Linked DNA regions of Mus musculus: region 2 is linked to region 1. A link is a loop called in an ENCODE intact Hi-C map of the cell type or tissue named here. Cell type or tissue: gastrocnemius. All regions are shown on one strand. Each heading gives the region's core, and the rest is flanking DNA. Links, peaks and the distances in the headings are about the cores only. Region 1 overlaps Pitpnc1 (phosphatidylinositol transfer protein, cytoplasmic 1). Region 2 overlaps Pitpnc1 (phosphatidylinositol transfer protein, cytoplasmic 1).

What was found. A loop is a pair of places that touch in the nucleus more often than their neighbours do. Peaks named below come from ENCODE experiments on the same cell type or tissue, not always from the same donor. Only the 100,000 strongest peaks of a DNase experiment are listed, where the experiment ranks them.
Region 2: a loop joins it to region 1, with 2.1 times the contacts of the local background. A loop is called at or near these places in 13 of 42 quality-filtered maps.

The regions. Positions count from the first base shown.
Region 1 is chr11:107,374,699-107,383,029 of GRCm38, forward strand. The region is part of intron 1 of Pitpnc1 (phosphatidylinositol transfer protein, cytoplasmic 1); the gene reads right to left. Among named protein-coding and RNA genes, the nearest start is that of Gm11713, 32 kb to the right of the region's middle. In gastrocnemius, for the core only: a CTCF peak has its summit at 4,642 (motif pointing left); DNase peaks (open chromatin) are centred at 1,296, 1,812, 4,922 and 5,488; H3K4me3 peaks cover 1,761 bases; H3K27ac peaks cover 5,420 bases.
Region 2 is chr11:107,271,896-107,280,226 of GRCm38, forward strand. The region is part of intron 5 of Pitpnc1 (phosphatidylinositol transfer protein, cytoplasmic 1); the gene reads right to left. Among named protein-coding and RNA genes, the nearest start is that of Gm11716, 60 kb to the right of the region's middle. In gastrocnemius, for the core only: a CTCF peak has its summit at 4,193; DNase peaks (open chromatin) are centred at 648, 929, 2,515 and 4,221; H3K27ac peaks cover 4,677 bases.

The DNA of each region.
Region 1 (8,331 bases), core at 52-8,051:
CTACAGATGAGAACCAGTCTGCACTCTTCAAGCATTTGCCATCTTCTGTGGTGAGATCTTGTTTTTAAAAACATAGGGACCCAGGCACATGAGGAGGCGAAGGCAATGAAGAACCTTTGTGTCACTTTGGGACATATTTTGCTTGTCTATGCAAGGCAATTCACGTATGTGTTCCAAGCCAGCCAGCTCTACCATTCTGTCCTGTACAGTTCTGGAAGTTCAACCAACGGCCTTCTTTCGTTCCATCTTATTCTGTGTTCTCCTCATCCAGGCTGGCCTCCAGGGGGCCCTCCCTTTAAAGATTTATTTATGTTTCTATGTATATGGGTGTATTATCAGTATGCATGTCTGTACCACATGTGTGCCCAGTGACCACAATGGCGTAATGAGGACCCTGAGACTAGGCTTAAAAGACTCGTCACATAGGTGCTGCAAATCAAACCTGGGTCTTCCGGAAGAACAGTCAGTGCTTTTAACCACTGAGCCATCTCTCCAGCTCCCTTTAAGGACACCTTTCATCAGACCTAGGGTACACAGGTCATCAGGATAGCATCACCTCCCTCTCCCTGATTAAACTGTGTCTTCCTAGAGGACACTGTAACCATCCTGGCAGAAGTGAGGATACCCTACAGAGAGGCACCACAGCAACCCTAAGAAATTGGAATTCCCCCACTAGGAGTCTCCTGCTTTCAGGAGGGGAGGGCTGAAAGCTGGGCATCCAGCGGGGAACTTGTCTCTCAGGCAGAGATCACACATGGTTCTGACAACCTTTCAGATCACCCTGCAGGAGAAGCTGAAGGGGAGAAGATGTTAGGCCAGTGGTGGGCAGAGCACACCTGGTCATGAGCTGCTTACAGATGCCTGTCTCCTGCCCCTGTCTAAACACAAACCTTCTCCTGGCTCTCTGAAGACTGCAGGTTCAACGGCCTCTGTTCTTGTTCCTCTTCCCAATGTGGCCAGATTGAATGAGTCTTTCTCTGCTTTTGACTTCTTAATTGGCCTACAGAGGATAGTGGGCCAGAGCCTAGCTTGTTAAGGCCTTGACCCTAACAGCTCCACTAACACCACTCTCTACTGTTAGGTGGTAGGAAATCCACCCAGCCAAGCACACACCTTCCTGACTGGATAACACACGTTTGTGAGAAAGTTTTTAAAGGTCGGTTTACAGTTTCTCAGAAAAAGCACTCATTAATCACCATGAGGAGTCCTGTACTCATAAATAAAAAAATAAAATAAAGTACAAGATCAGAGTGCCAGGCCTCTTGCTGGCACGGTGCCAACAGTGTTCCTTTCTCCCACATCGCATCCCTATCCTGATCGTTCTAGGATGTGTGTAGATGTCCTTATAACTCAGCGCCTGTTTTTGGGGTGGCGGGGTTACAGTGTTGGGCGGACAATCCGAGGATATACAAGCGCTCCACTATGAAGTCAGATCCCCACCCCTTTTAGTGTCTGATTTTCTTCCATCATCCAAAGGGACAAAATCCTTTAACGAATAACAAGCTGAAGACCATGGGATTACAGAGGTTCCGCGCTGCGTCGCCGCAGAAAACCAGGCTATGATTTCCGAGAGATGTTAGTGAACTTGGGGGATTCCTGGGGTGTGGACTTGCTGCCCATAACCCCGAATGGCAGGGAAGGTGGCCTACAGTCTGTGCTCAGATGACCCAGAAGGCACATCTTAACGACTCTCCCGGCATGACTCATGCCGGCTCCCACATCTGGCAGATCTGAGTTACATCACAGCCCTTCGTGTCCTGTGTGTTCCTGGGAACCAGCTGCGGCGGCCGGCTGCATTCACACGCCTCTCATGTCATGCGTCATTCTGATGGCCACACGCTATGGGGGCTGGCCCCCTCTTCCCAGGCCCAGAAGCCAGAGCTGGCTGAGGAGAGGCAGCCTTCCTTTCTCTTTCTCTTGAGCCTAACTAATCACCCGGGAAGGAAAATTTTGTGCCCAGAGCAATACAGAATTCTCTGGCAACCAGAAAGAGCTCCCAGATCCATGGTATTAATGGTGGGACGTGACAAAAACAAGCCCTTCCTAGAGCCATTCACACTCCTCAGAAAGGATCACAGGAGGAACAAACAAATAACGTCTGAAGAGGCCAGGGAGAAAAGCTGATTTGACCTAAGGTGGAATGGCTTGGAGGTGATAGTTTTCATGGTGTGTTCCATTGGAACCAGACCCTGGCCGGCGGGCTCCGTAACAGTCCCCCTGGCATGATGGTCCTGTTTTCTTAATACTTCTAGATCTTTCTTCCCTGCCCTTTTATTTGCTGATCAGAACTTCCCCCACGGCTGCTTCTGGGGCTCCAGACATTGCTAGGTGTGCCCTGTGGGAAGACTTTCTCGCCCACCTGCTCATTCCTGCTGGAACACGATGTCGCTCATTTCCAGTTACTGTCTCCAGGTCCCCCTCCACCCTCCACCCTTCAGTTCCACCTGCTCATTCCCAGAGTCAGAAGGGATGTTTTTAAAATATCATTAATTCCATTCTTCCAGCTGGTTTGCTATCTGTGTTCTAATTTTGAAGCCAAGGTCATTAAAAAAAATGCTGACAGATAAAATAATTTGTCATTATGGTTGGATAATGACACACACACATAAGTGTGGCCCAGGTCTCACGTTCTGTTCTAAAGTATATCATGTGGGTTCATTTTTTTTTAACTGGGGACATAGGTAAGTTGGTAGCTCTTGCCTAGTGTTGACAAAGCTCTGGGTTTAATGACCAGCATTGAATCAATTGGGGGTTAGTGTACACCTGTAATCTTAGCACCGGAGAGATGGAGGCAGAAGGATCCGAAGTTCAAGCTCAGCCTAGGCCAAATGTGTGTGTGTGTGTGTGTGTGTGTGTGTGTGTGTGCGTGCGCGCGCATGTGTGTAGAAAGTGTTCAATGGTTCAAAAGTTCAGTGGTTAAGCATTAACTCAGTATGGGGATGGCTCTGGATTCTATTCCCAAAAGTGCAAAATAATCCATTTTTTTCATTCAAAACTCAAAACTAATAAAAAATAAAAGGCAACTCAGTGAGATTATTTCCAAGCCTTTTAAATGCTGGCTGAGGTTGTTTTGGTTGGTTGGTTTAAAATCTATTCTAAAACAGTAACCAAGGCCAGGCCCCTTTAATCCCAGCACTTGGGAGGCAGAGGCAGGGGAATCCTTGAGTTGGAGACCAGCCTGGTCTACAGAGGAAGTTCCAGAACAGCCAGGGCTACACAGAGAAACAATGTCTCGAAAAGCCAAAAGCAACAAAAACAAAACAAAATATTCCCCTCAAAGAAAGAAAGAAAGAAAGAAAGAAAGAAAGAAAGAAAGAAGGAAAGAAGGAAGGAAGGAAGGAAGGAAGGAAGGAAGGAAGGAAGGAAGGAAGGAAGGAAGGAAAGAAAGAGAGAGAAGTCCAAAAAGTCAGAAAAGAAGCTAGGCAAGCAGGGGAAATGAACTGTCGATCCGGTCAGAGATGGAACCCTGGAGAACCCAGAAGGCTGTGCAGTAAACCTCCAAGAGGCTTGCAGAACTCCCCTGGCCTCAAACCTGCCGCATCAGCCTCTCCAGAGGACATTACCCTTCACCAGTCGGCTGTGGGGTGGGGGTGGTGGGATTCCCCTCTGCAGCCCGCAGGAAGTACCCATTCCCATACAGGCCACAGGAGCAGCGTGTCTGGACCAAGAGTTCAAAAAGGAAAAGTAAAGAAAAATGAAAGAGAAGGAAGAGGAAGGGAGGAATTGATGACGAGAGGGGTCAAATTGAAACAAGGCCACCCTTCCCCACGAAACACGGAACACCAGAAGCTGATGCCACAAGGGTAAGGAAAGGAAGGAGAGCAAGCAACCGGGTTCTGTGAGTCCAAGTTTCTCAGGGTACTTTGCTTTCTTAAAAATAGTAAATAAATAGGAATCCAAGATAAGGCATGTTTGTGGGGGGCGGGGGGAGGGGGACGGGGACGGGCAGGGGCGGGGGTGTTGGTTATCACGTAATCTAGCAATTCCGATTCTGGGCATATCACCAAAGGCAGTGGAAGCAGGGACTCAGGAGTTTGAGCATCCCGTTAAGGAAGCCGATAAAGAAGCCAGCCAAGTTCAGTGAGTGAATAAGAAAATGTGGTAGAGGAAGAAGGGAGGATTACTTGATCTTAAAAATAGGGCTGGGCCGGGCGGTGGTGGCGCACGCCTTTAATCCCAGCACTTGTGAGGCAGAGGCAGGCGGATTTCTGAGTTCGAGGCCAGCCTAGTCTACAAAGTGAGTTCCAGGACAGCCAGGACTATACAGAGAAACCCTGTCTCGAAAAACAAAACAAAACAAAACAAAACAAAACAAAAGGGCTAAAGAGATCGCTTGGTGGATAAAAGTGCACGTCCTTCTAGCCGGATGACCTGGGTTTTATCTCCAGAACACAGCAGGAGAGAACCAACTCCTAACACTTGTCCTCTGACCTCCACAAGTGCACATCTGTAAGCTCAGCTACCCTCCCAATGCACCCAACACACAGGAGCCAGAGCCATGACGCATCAATTAAGAGTTCTTATTTGAGTTCCCAAGCTCAGCTCCCAACACGGCGATAGGAACCTTACTGACACCTATAACTCTACCTCCAGGGGATCTGACGCCCTCTTCTGGCCCCTGACGGTACCTGCACTCACATGCTCATACCCACACTCGGACACACACATTTAATTACTGTTTATATCTGGCTGTAATTTCAAAAATTAAACACAACATGGGGCCAGACTTGGTTAACTATGCTCAGGTGTGGTTGAAGGTTACTGAGGATACTGTCTCAGTCTGTAAAATCATGACGGCCGAGATCGGTGCCCAGTGTGTACTTGAGGCCACAGCAATCTACTGAGCTAGCTTAAGAAAGGCTCCAGAGAACCTGGCATCTCCCCAGGACCTGCTGAGGGCCGGCTGGCAGGCCTCAGAGTCCACATTACATAACCATCGCGCTGCCAGCTTCCAGAGAGCATTCCAAACAACCGAGGTGAGCTGGGATAGGCTCCAGGCCCAGGACAGTCAACCGGTCTACGGATGCTGAGGGGGGCGGGGCCGCCTTTCGAATCCCCAGCGCTACTATTTGCTAGCCGAGCAACACAGCTTTTCTCTTAGATCTGAGTTGACTCAAACATTATTTCGAAAGCGGAGTTATCTTTTATCTTTTCCTTCTTTTTTTTTTTTTCCGTATTCTACTGGAAAAACAAAACAAAAGCAACAATAGAAAAACAAACAAACAACAACAACAAAAAACAACCCATGACTCCAACAAGAGAAAAATTCAGCCGGCAATGGCTCTTTGGAACCGAAGCTTTTCTCCTCTGATCTGTGGTTCTAGCCCCTTTCCTCCACCAGCAAGTTGTTTGGTGATCCTGTACAAGGGCTAGGGACAGGAAAGCATTTTCCTAGGGGAAATCACTTGAGCTCTGGAGGCTGACCCTAGAGTCCATGGGTCTGAACTCTGGCCAAGCATCTAAATAAAATGTCACGCTCCTCCACCCTCACATCAGCAGCCCCGGCGGAGCTGCTTACACTTGGCCTAGAAAGTTAGTCCTGACGGTTCACCGTGAAGTCCAGAGTTTGGCAGCTGACAAAACGTAAACTTTCCCCTCTTCAGATTTTGCAATTAACAGTCCCACCTAAAGTCCAGTCACTCCAGAAGAGCCGAGGGAAGCACCTCGTTGTGTGTGTGTGTGTGTGGGGGGCATCCTGGGAGCTCGGGTGCAGCCAGAGAAAACTCACACTTGTTTTGATGGTGTGAGTTTGCAAAACAGGAATGTCTCCAGATCAGAACAATGGGCTCTTTATCCATGGTGGTCAGGAGGAGTTTAACTTAATGGTGTGATTTTTTTTTTTAAAATGTATTTGTATATGGAAAAGTTGTAAGTAGCATTCTTTTTTTTTAATATTTATTTATTCATTTATTATTTGTAAGTACACTGTAGCTGTCTTCAGACATTCCAGAAGAGGGCATCAGATCTCATTACAGATGGTTGTGAGCCACCATGTGGTTGCTGAGATTTGAACTCAGGACCTTTGGAAGAGCAATTGGTGCTCTTACCGGCTGAGCCATCTCACCAGCCCCGTAAGTAGCATTCTTAATCTATAGTGTTTCCCACCCATACGCCCATTGAAGAATGAGTTGTACAAGCTACTGGTGTAGTTCAGTGGTAGAGTATTGATCTAGCACTCTCAAGGTACTTTGAGCTCTAGCATATAAGTAAATAACTCAATGTATAGCAGTCTACCTCAGAGCATGCCCTTTCTGGCACACTGCATGAGAGATAATAGAAATTTCCTTAATGTTCCTTCCTGCCCACAGCTACCACTCTAAATGCTTAGGTGCCCATAAGTCAACTCTTCCTCAGTGTGTGAGGACTGAGAACACACACTCCCTGTCTCCTTTCAGCCTCGTGTTTGTCGAATCTGCTTGTCCTTGGATAGGATGGAGAAGATGGGGTCTGGTGGTCCAGTTCAGTGTGCCAGCCAATGTGTTATATATATGGCCCTGGATCTGATCTCTGGCAATTCAGGGATCGGGGATTCGGGGATGCAGGGGAGGGGGGCGGGGGAATGGAGGGAGGTGAAAGGGAGGGAGAAGAGAGAGGTATAAGAAAGGAAAGGCCAAGGTGAAGTGGCCAACCCCTGAAAACCCCAACACAAAGGCTAGCCTTGGCTACATAGTAAGTTTGAGGCCAGCCTGGGAAGCATGAGATCCTGTCTCCAAGGAGAGAAAAACTCCCCTTTTGCTTATGATTCCAGAGTCCCTCTGGGTCTGGAAGCATGACATGAAACAGACATGAGGCAGCAGAACTCTGGGACAGTCTCAGACCAGCCCTGTCCTCCTTAGGATTCTGTGGGAGACAGAAGCTCAGTGAAACTAGAGGCAGACCAGATTGAAAAGGAGGACGAACAAGCAAGGCAGCCTGTTAATGCAAGCACACGGAGCACCATGAGGGTATCAGACTCTTCCCTTCGTCCATAAGAGCGAGTTCGGCTCACACAATAAGCACCATCAATACATACTGATATATATATATACTAAGATAATATACTATATTCTAAAACACTGCCAAGATTCTGAAGAACGTTTTTGGGCACATTTAAACAGCAGCGTGACCGTAAATTATGTAAAGGGAGAATTTTCTTACTTTGTTTCGCAAGAACCGCGATAAAACCTGCTGGCGGCAGAATTTAGTGCTTTACAACGCTCACATGGTAAAGCTCCCGTTTAATCAATGGCGACTTTGGATGCTTTATTTTGTGCACCTCGGAAACATCACCAAAAGAACAATTTTAATACTGCTTCTAAATTCAATTAGAGCAGTCACATCTTTGCGACAGGGGAACACTTACTCACAGGGCCGTTCTTTAAGGCACACGTTATTAAATCCCACAGTCCTTTAATCCACACGGCAGACTAAAGAACTTAAGCTGCCCCAGAGATGCCATCCTCAGGCCGGGGCGCACACACTGCGATTCTTTTTACTCTTGACATCTTCAGAGTCATCTTTAATAATTTCCCCCTCTCTCCGATGTCCCTCGCTCCCGACACTGCCTCTGCAAGTTGTTTCTTCTCCCAGCTTCTGAGGGACTCCCAGGCTCTGGAATCCAGCTCACTGCCTGGGGGATACAAAGACGCAAAAACAAAACAAAACCAAAAAAAACCACACACACACCCCCAAACCCAGGGGCGATGGGAGCTTCTGCGTGTTCCACCCGCTCCACGCAATTCCCACTGTGGTCCCGGGGAAAGCTCCTGGGGTTGTTTCCTTTTGTTGGGGTGGTGCGCTAGGAGACGGACGCACACAGACACGCGATGAGGTGCTGTAGCCACGTGGTTAGATGGAGGCGCTTGTGGCTAACAGCCTGGGTTCAAGTCCTGCCTCTGACTCTCCCCATCAGGACTCATCTGGCCTGAGTTCCCTATCACCCTTTTCTTAAGGTAAGACTCCTAGACGTAACCATCTTTTTTTGACACAAGGTCCAAGGGTCAAAATAAAATGAACCCCGGTAGTCTTGACACTGAGGCTATTCAGCAGGTTGCTTGCCTAGCATGTACGATGATGCCCTAGGTTCAATCCCTAGCACTACATAAAGCCAGTCTGGCGGTACATGCCTACAATTCTAGCACTCTGAAGGTGACGTTCAGGGCCATCCTCGGCTACGTAGGGAAGGTCCATCCTGGGCTACATGAGACACTGCCTTCCCTCTTATTTCCCTAGACCTTGCCATTTTGTGTGTCCCCCTCCGCCGGTCCAGACTAATTGGTAGAGTAAGAGCCAGCACGTCCTAAATTAGCTCCTCAGCCTTAAATATTCCCCAGAACGAGGTCAGATGTAAAT
Region 2 (8,331 bases), core at 70-8,069, 100 kb before region 1:
AGTGTACTTGTATACATAAAATAAATAAATATTAAAAAGAGACACATGATGCTGACTTCTGATCTCCATACATGTTTTGCTGTGCATGTGTGCGCGCGCGCACACACACACTCACACACACACACACACACACACACAAAGCATGGCTTTTCACAGGTCTTACTGAGTGCTAAAATGATGGACCAACACAGGGAAGAGATGCCACAGTCTACACCCCACGCGTGGGCCTCCCTGGAAGTCAGTTTGGCTTCATGTACGGTCTCCCACTTCAGTGGGAATGGGTTTTGCTGGATATTATTTTCTTGTGTCCTTCTCTGTCAAACAGGCCAGTCAAGAATGGCAGTGTTGGGGCAGACCAGAAGGGTTCTTATGGAGACCGTTTTAAGGTTAAGCCATGCACGGCCAAGTTTCCAGACAGGCAGTGGTCAGCTTGCACACGCCTCTGTAGATATCTCAGGAGCATGACCTGGTGGAGTGGTAAGATGTGCTCAGCAAGAATTCTTCTGTGACTCTGCTCATCCTTTTGATTATTATTTTTTAATGAAAAGCGTGTGTTGGGGTGGGGGTGGGGGCACACCACCTCCCCTGGCCCTGAGCCTACAATCTTACTTCCAATACTAATCTCTCCCTGCTGGCTCAATGCCATGCGCTTGGCTCTGGGCCAGTTTAATATCACTCTTGCTGATAGCAGGTTGCGGCGGTGTTTCTATTATGAAGCTCGGCTTTAAAAATCTCTCAGACATGGAGATAGTCTTCTGGGCAAAGGAACCTTAGCAACACTTCTCTTCCAGGGTGGGCTCCAGCCTGCACTGCCAAACTCCCCTACCCCGCTGAATTAGATAGATGAGGCTCCTTACGGGGTCTTTGGATGGGTTAGGGATGTGACTCAGTGGGTAGGGTGCTCACCTAACACGCACGGTCCCCCACCACTGCACAAGGCTGGGTGTGTTGGCACATGCCTAAAATGCACCCGTGAGGCGGAGGCAGGAGGATCAGAAGTCCAGAGCCATCCTTGCCTACACAGAGAGTCTGAGCCAAGGCAGGGCTAGAGACCCTGTCTCAAACACCAATAAATAGGGTCAGTGAAACGGCTCAGAGGATAAAGGTGCTTGTCGTCGCAAGGTCTGATGACCTGAGTTCAATCCCTAGGACCCATGGGGTGGAAGGAAAGAACTGCTTCCTGCAAGTTGTCCTCAGACCACCACACATGTGATGTAAGATACTCCCCAATTAATTAAAGTAACCAACCAACCAGACAGACAGACAGCTAGCCAATCAACCAACCAACCAACCAACCAACCAACCAACCAACCAATCAATAAAATGTCTTAGGAAAGACTTCAGGGATGTATTTCAGTGGTAGAACGGGTGCCCACATGTCCCAGGTTCCAGGCTCAATCCCTAACACCACTACTGCAGCAACGACAAAACAAAAACCAGTCACCCATCTCAACAGGAACAAGATCGACGGCACAGAGCGAATTTGTGGAGAGCGTGATGATTGTGAGCCACCATGTGGTTGCTGGGATTTGAACTCAGGACCTTCAAAGAGCAGCCAGTGCTCTTAACTACTGAGTCATCTCTCTAGCCTGCAACTCAACTTTTGAGTAACCCCTTCATTTGTTACTCACTGCCCACAGTCCCTTACACCCAGTCATTCCGTTTCAGGGCAGGAATCTCTCTGAGATTAGCCTCCAAGGTCTATTCCAGTCACAATATCTGCTTCTGGATAGATAGGGTTGTATATATAAAGGATATAAAACCAACAAAAAAGGCTGTGGCAACCAGTTCTGTCAATTATTAGCTGTTCAGCCTTGGACAAGGTATATGTGTGTGCCTGTGTGCATATGTGTGTGTGTGTGTGTGTGTGTGTGTGTGTGTGTGTGTGTGTGTGTGTGGTGTTGGGGGAAGTACTCCACCACCCCTTGCTGAGCCAGGAGTGTGTGTATATATATATATATATATATATATATATATATATACACGCACACATATATACATATACACATATATGTGGACACACATCTCTTAAAAGCAACGAGAGCATCCACAGCGAGCCTTCGCTTATACGTTGCTATGAATGTTAACTGAGATGATATGTAGGGTACTGAAAGTATCAGGCATCATTCTGTATCGCTGGGACCTACCAAGAGCTCTGCTTCTTCCATCCTGATACAGTGCAGAAGCCTTGCCCTGTCTGGTACCACCTGCGTGGCAAATCTGGTTTTAAGAGCCGTCTTCCTGCCCATTCTTTATTATTTTACTGTCCATTACGGTCCTCGGGAATAGCTCACCACAAACACAGACTTCCAATGTTACCCTTACTTACCAACTAACACAATTTAGAGCCCTGACCCAAGATTATGAGCCACTAATGCAATTTCCCCCTCGCTAAGATCTTCATTAACAAAAGGTCGGGAGGGTTCCAGGAGGAAGATGCAAAACCAGAGAAAGCCACAAGCATCCAGTGGGGGGCCTCTAGTCAGGAGAGAGATCTAGTCCAAGGCTGGAAGGCAGTGGCCAGCTGGCAGGTGACAAGTGCCCAAGGACTTGGCTGGACGCTGGAAAATCTATCAGTGATTCTCGAGGAAGACTCTCAAAACGGTCATCTTTCTCCACCTGGGAGATATGCTGAGTGGTTTTTGCTGTGGGTATTTTGAGATGTCCTTTGTCACTTGATCTCGGCTGGCGAGGCACGTGGGGACCGAGAGGTTAGGAAAAATAAATTGCTCGGACATGGGGCTCTAGGAACAGAGTCTTCCACTCAGCTTTGATCCCGCCAAGGAGCTCTTAGGTTTATCCCCGGCTTTATTTTATTTTTAACTTATTTCCTTTGCCGTTGGGTCTCTGGGGCCAGACTTTCTTTCCTACTGTGGCATTCCCACCCAGATTCTCTTTTTTTTTTTTCACTCTCTCTCCACCCCCCACCCCAGGCCATGTATTAGCTGCTCCTTCTGGCTTAGCCTGTTCTGTGTTACTATAATGAAATACCTGCAAGCTAGGAAAGAAAGCTTATGAAGAAATGAAGACGAGCCGTCCTATACAGAAGCCTCTATGGCATGCATGTGCGAGTGCACAGACACAGACACACACACAGAGACACACACACACACAGAGAGAGAGAGAGAGAGAGAGAGAGAGGTGATACTTTGATCAGAGGACTTTTGGACTTCGCCTTCTCTGTTTTCAAGTGTGTCTGTGTGTGTACAGGCATGTTGATTCTGGCTTGTGACTCTCTAGAGATGCCTATGGCAGCTTCAGTCTCTTACTGGCAGGAATTCTACAGAGGCAGGTAGTACAGGAAGTGCTACATGGCAAGAGGCAGGGTGTGTGTGTGTGTGTGTTTGGGGGGGGGGGGTCCTTCTCTTTCATAATACCATTGTATTTTAATCACAGGGACCCACACTGAAGACTTAGTCTATTCCTAAGGACCTCTCAAAAGTCTACCTCTAAATATCAAAGCTGGATGTCACCACCCTCTTAATCCCTTGCAGGGGGATCAGATGGCAGCATCTGTGCCCTTGAGGGACTCACACCTCACATATCAACCGCAGCCTTTTCTCACTTTAAAAGTCTGCCCTGAGCCAGATTTAAGATGACCTACCCATGTCCCTCATTCATGCCTGAAGATGTAGAAAAGCCTAAGACACAGCTGCAAAGCCATTGTTCTGAAGATGCAGTGGACAAGCATTCCCTCGAGGGACACGAAACCTCGGAGAATCCCTAGTGATCGTTACTGAAAAGCAAGAGGCCATGTGATTGTCAGTGTGAGTCTTTTAAGGAATTCTTGCAGCCTTGGAAAACTTGCAAGGAGGAAAAAAAAAAAACCTATTATTAAAAACAACAAACAAACAAAACAAAACATAACCAAAAAACCCAAAAACTGGTTCTGTAAGATGGGAAAGACAGATTTCCCTTTCCTCACAACGAAGATGTAAACCTTGGACCAGGGGGTTAAAAACGGAGGAGCAGGGTCGGGGATGTGGTTTAGCCAGGGAGCAGGAAGCTCGGTCCTGTCCAGTAGGAATCTCTGCCTCTCTGCCGACACTGATGCTATTATCATCTTTGACATGAACCATCATCTCCTCCGCCGCCTCATTCTTGCCCCTGTATCCTGGAGGAAGTCACTCCCTCCTTTGTGATGGCTGGAGCACTTTCCCCTCTCTTGAGCCTGCTAGCTCCCTTTGCACTTTACAGAAGGGCCATTAGGTGGGGCCCTGTCACCATCTCCCAGGTAAGCCAACGGCTATGACGTTGGACTTTGAGGACTACTGAGTTCTGGGACTACTGCTCAGATTGTCCAAATGCATGAACAGGCTGTGGTGGAGGGGGGAGGCTAGAGTCTGCAAGGGTTTGATGTTGAAGAAGTTGTACATTTGAAATCACCAATCCAGAAAACAATTACAAAGATTCTTTGGGTCCCTGTGATTAAAATACAATGGTATTATGAAAGAGAAGGGACCCCCTCCTCAAACACACACACACACAAACAAACAAATCCAACAACCTAAAAGCACATTATAAGAGTCACCTGTCACTGATAGCATGTCACGACAGCCCTCAGCAATCTACCCTCTGCTTTCTTGCCCTCTGTCCCTGCTGGTGCTATCTATGGACCACTCTGACCCTTAACCACTGTGAGGCGCTACCCTCTGAGCAGAAGAGCCACCATTCTTATCCAATCAGTTGTGCCTGCTTGTAAGAATCCATCACAGTCATGCTTTGGGACTGGGCATTCCATTAAGGAGGTGGGTGAGGAGGTCACTGGACCCTCACGTGAGATTCCAGGCACTTCTTCCAGCAATGTGTATATGATTCTGCCCTAATTGCATATGGCCTAGGGGACATTAATCTTATACAGCTATGGGAAGCCATGATCCATCCACACCAGAAAGTGCATCCAGTGTGGCTGCTTTGGGGTCACCCATACAACTATAGGAAACCCCTCACCCACACTCTGATATGAAAGCAGCCAGTACTCCTTGGCTGTGCAGGGGGATTACTTTGGTCTGTTAGTGGGACCTTACTGAGGAAGGGACTGGACCATCCACCATTGACACAGGCCAGCCTTCTCCTCCCTCGACCTTTGCTTTCTCTCACGTCAGCTGACCTTGTTCACGTGCTCCCCTATCTCCCCTAGCGCTACAACCCCCTCCTGAGGCCCAGACATTGTTTACTTCCCTTCCAAGTCCAACTTCAAGGTCAATCCCAGGATACCTTTCCTGTCACCTCCCTGAACCCTCCGGTCCCCAAGAGACTCGGGCTGGGCTGCAGGCTCATTCTGACCTTGGCCTACTCCATTTCCCACACCCTGCAAACAACTCCTGGGCTAACTTGAGAACATTTCCTGTGCTCCTACGCAGAAATGCAGAGCCCAGCTGGGGAAAGGACAGTCAAGCAGGCTGGCGGCACCACCAACCACAGCTGCCCCAAATTGCCAGGCTGCAGAGACTGCCAAGTGAGCCTCTTCTCAGTCATCAGTTTCTCACCTTTGACCTTCACCATGCTCCTTAAAACCTCTTTCCTGGCTTCTTCTCCTCTAGATGACTTCTCCCCACATGCCTGAAGCTAGAGGCCACCGTGCACAAGCTAAATGGTTTTCTGTCCCCCTTCCCCCCTGTATCTACCCTGCCCTCTGACTTTTTCCTCTTCCTGGAAGAGCAACTATCTCTATGTGGTCTATCATGGAGAACACTCACTATCTGGCTTCCAGAGATGGCTCCTCCAAATTCTGGCCTGTTGGGTCCTTTATCTTTAGTATTTTACCATGAAGGGCTAATGCCAGGGGTTGGGATCGTAGCTCAGTTGTGTCATAGCGTAGCCAAGCATGCATGGAGCCTTGAATCCCTTCCCCAGTATTGCTAGGGTTGCTGCACTGGAGAGGAAGAGGCAAGGAGGGCCAGATGTTCAGAAAGCCTGGTCTCACATTTGTTTCTTGTATCCTGGCTGGTTTGTGTAGTATGCATGCATGTATGTATGTATGTATGTATGTAGTCAGGGTTTCATGTAGCCTAAGCTGGCCTCAAACTCTCCATGTAGTTGAGGATGACCTTGAACTTCCGATTCTCTGCCTCTCCCCGCTGAGTACTGGACTAGAGGTGGTGAGCATCACCGTGCCCAGATGTATGTGTGGTTGTATGGAGTGCCTGAGATCAACCCAGAGCTTTTGTGTATGCTGGGCAAGCACTCTACTCACTGAGCAACATCCCTGCCCCACTTGATTTACCTTTTCACACTTTGTTTATTTAATTTCGTGCATGTATGTGTGTGTGTGTATGTGCGTGTGTGTGAATCCCAGCAGGCACCATGACCTCACAGTATCATACAACACACCCGGGGACAACCTAGCCTTAAGAACTATAAACGAGATTGGCCTTTATTCTTTATAAATTGCCCACCCTGTGATCTTCAGTTATAGCACCAGACAACTAAGGAGATACACCATCAAGGCAATGTATCACTCCCTTCCAGATGAGCCGCCTTTCTTCCTAAGACGTCTTTAAGAACTTTGAAAGATATTATTTTGATACTCTGTGTCTAGCTATGGATTTATCTTCATGTATCTTTTTAGCAGTTAGACAGCGATTAGATGGTAGCCAGGTTGTTCCAGTCTCAACTCCTAGCTGGGTGACCTTGGGCAAGAGAGATCTGATCTCACTTTTCCAGTTTAGTCCAATATTAAATGCTTATCTCCCAGGGCTACCCAAGTACTAAGGAATTAACACAGGAGACACACACAGACTAGCACCTGGATCTTATGTGCTCCGTAATGCTGGCCACCATCACTGTCCAAAGTAAACTTTGATCTATACGCAATTGTGCCTCTTCAAGTTCTAAAAAATGCGTTCAGCTCTTCCTGTTCCAAATATGAATAGTCTCTGAGCATTTTTGTTTTGTTCTGCTTTTGAGACATGATCTCATGTAGCCCAGGCTGGCTTCGAGTTTGTTATGTAACCCAGGCTAGCACCTTGGACTCCCGCGTGTGGGGGTGACACGTAAAGGCTATCATTTCTCCAGTTTATGGAGCCCAGAGCTTTGTGTCTGCCATGCATGCTCTACCAAGTGAGCTGCCCAGCCCTCTTTGGGCATTTTTATTCATCATTGCTGTGTGTTTGGGACAGAGAAGAGGCCCCGGAATGTGAATGTGTTCCTTACCCAGAAGGAAAGCCTGGGAGAGGAGTCTCTCTTCTCTCTCTCCCCTTCCAACCCGATCTGTCCCCTTCCTTTCATCGCCTGCCACTTGGAAATTCCTCTTTGGTTCATTGCAAACTGGCTTCTGCTCCCCTCTGTCACCTTCCTGTCATAAAGGTTACTCATGACCCTATCCCTCAGGACCCCCTAAACGCTGGGCTCACTGAACTCTGGGCTGTTGTCGGTGCCCACAGGGTCTGTGACTTTCACACACCCCCTTGCTCCCTCTACCTTTCAGAGCGGCTCCTTCTCATCCATCTTCTTCATTCCTATAGCTTCAAAAGTAACCCTGTGACTTCTGAGGGCTCACCCTCTGTCGCTCAGCCGCGGACTTATGGATCCAATTTCCTACCGGTTCCTAGTGCCATTTGCTGTGTGAGCACTTCAGCCTGAACTCACAACCTCTCCTGCCTTTGTGTGTTTAGGCAGCTGTAGTAAATTCCCTGAAATGGAGTGACTCGTACATAATGGGGGGGGGGGGGAGGGGGAACATCTCTCACAATTACAGCGGCTGGGAAGCCCTGGTAAAGACTGATTTGCACAAGATGGCATCCTCTGCTGTGATCTCCCTTGGTGGAAGGGGTAAGGAATTTCTGAGGTTTTTAACAAACAAATGCAGGGACCCTTCTCAGTTTCATTCTGAAGACCTGATCATGTCTAGTGCCTTTGGAGGGCTCAGGTAGGATTTCAACCAGAATTCTGGGAGGGCAGGGACACAGACCTTCCAACCACAGTCTCTTAAGCCATTGAGAAAATTCCTTATTGGGTGCTATTGCTACTCAACTGTGGAAAAAACCCAATTAACTCTAAAGGATTGACCCTGAGGTCAGTGCTCTCTTTAGCTTTACAAATCCAAAGAGGGACCAACTATGCCTATGCTCTGAGGGGCTAGGAGTGGGCCAGACTCCCTGGGACATAGGGAGAAAGGCCATAATAATAGAGGACTAAGTAACAAAGGCTGGTAATAAAGATGGGGACCTTCCAAGGTGGCCAGCTTCTTCCTCACCCTCCTGATCTGAGACAAAACCTGGCAGCTTAATACAAAGGCCCTGTGGGCTCCCTCTCCCATCAGCTGGTCACCTGCAGATGGACTCAAGGCCAGGTCAGGATATGTTTATACAACAGTTGTGAGCCAGTCAG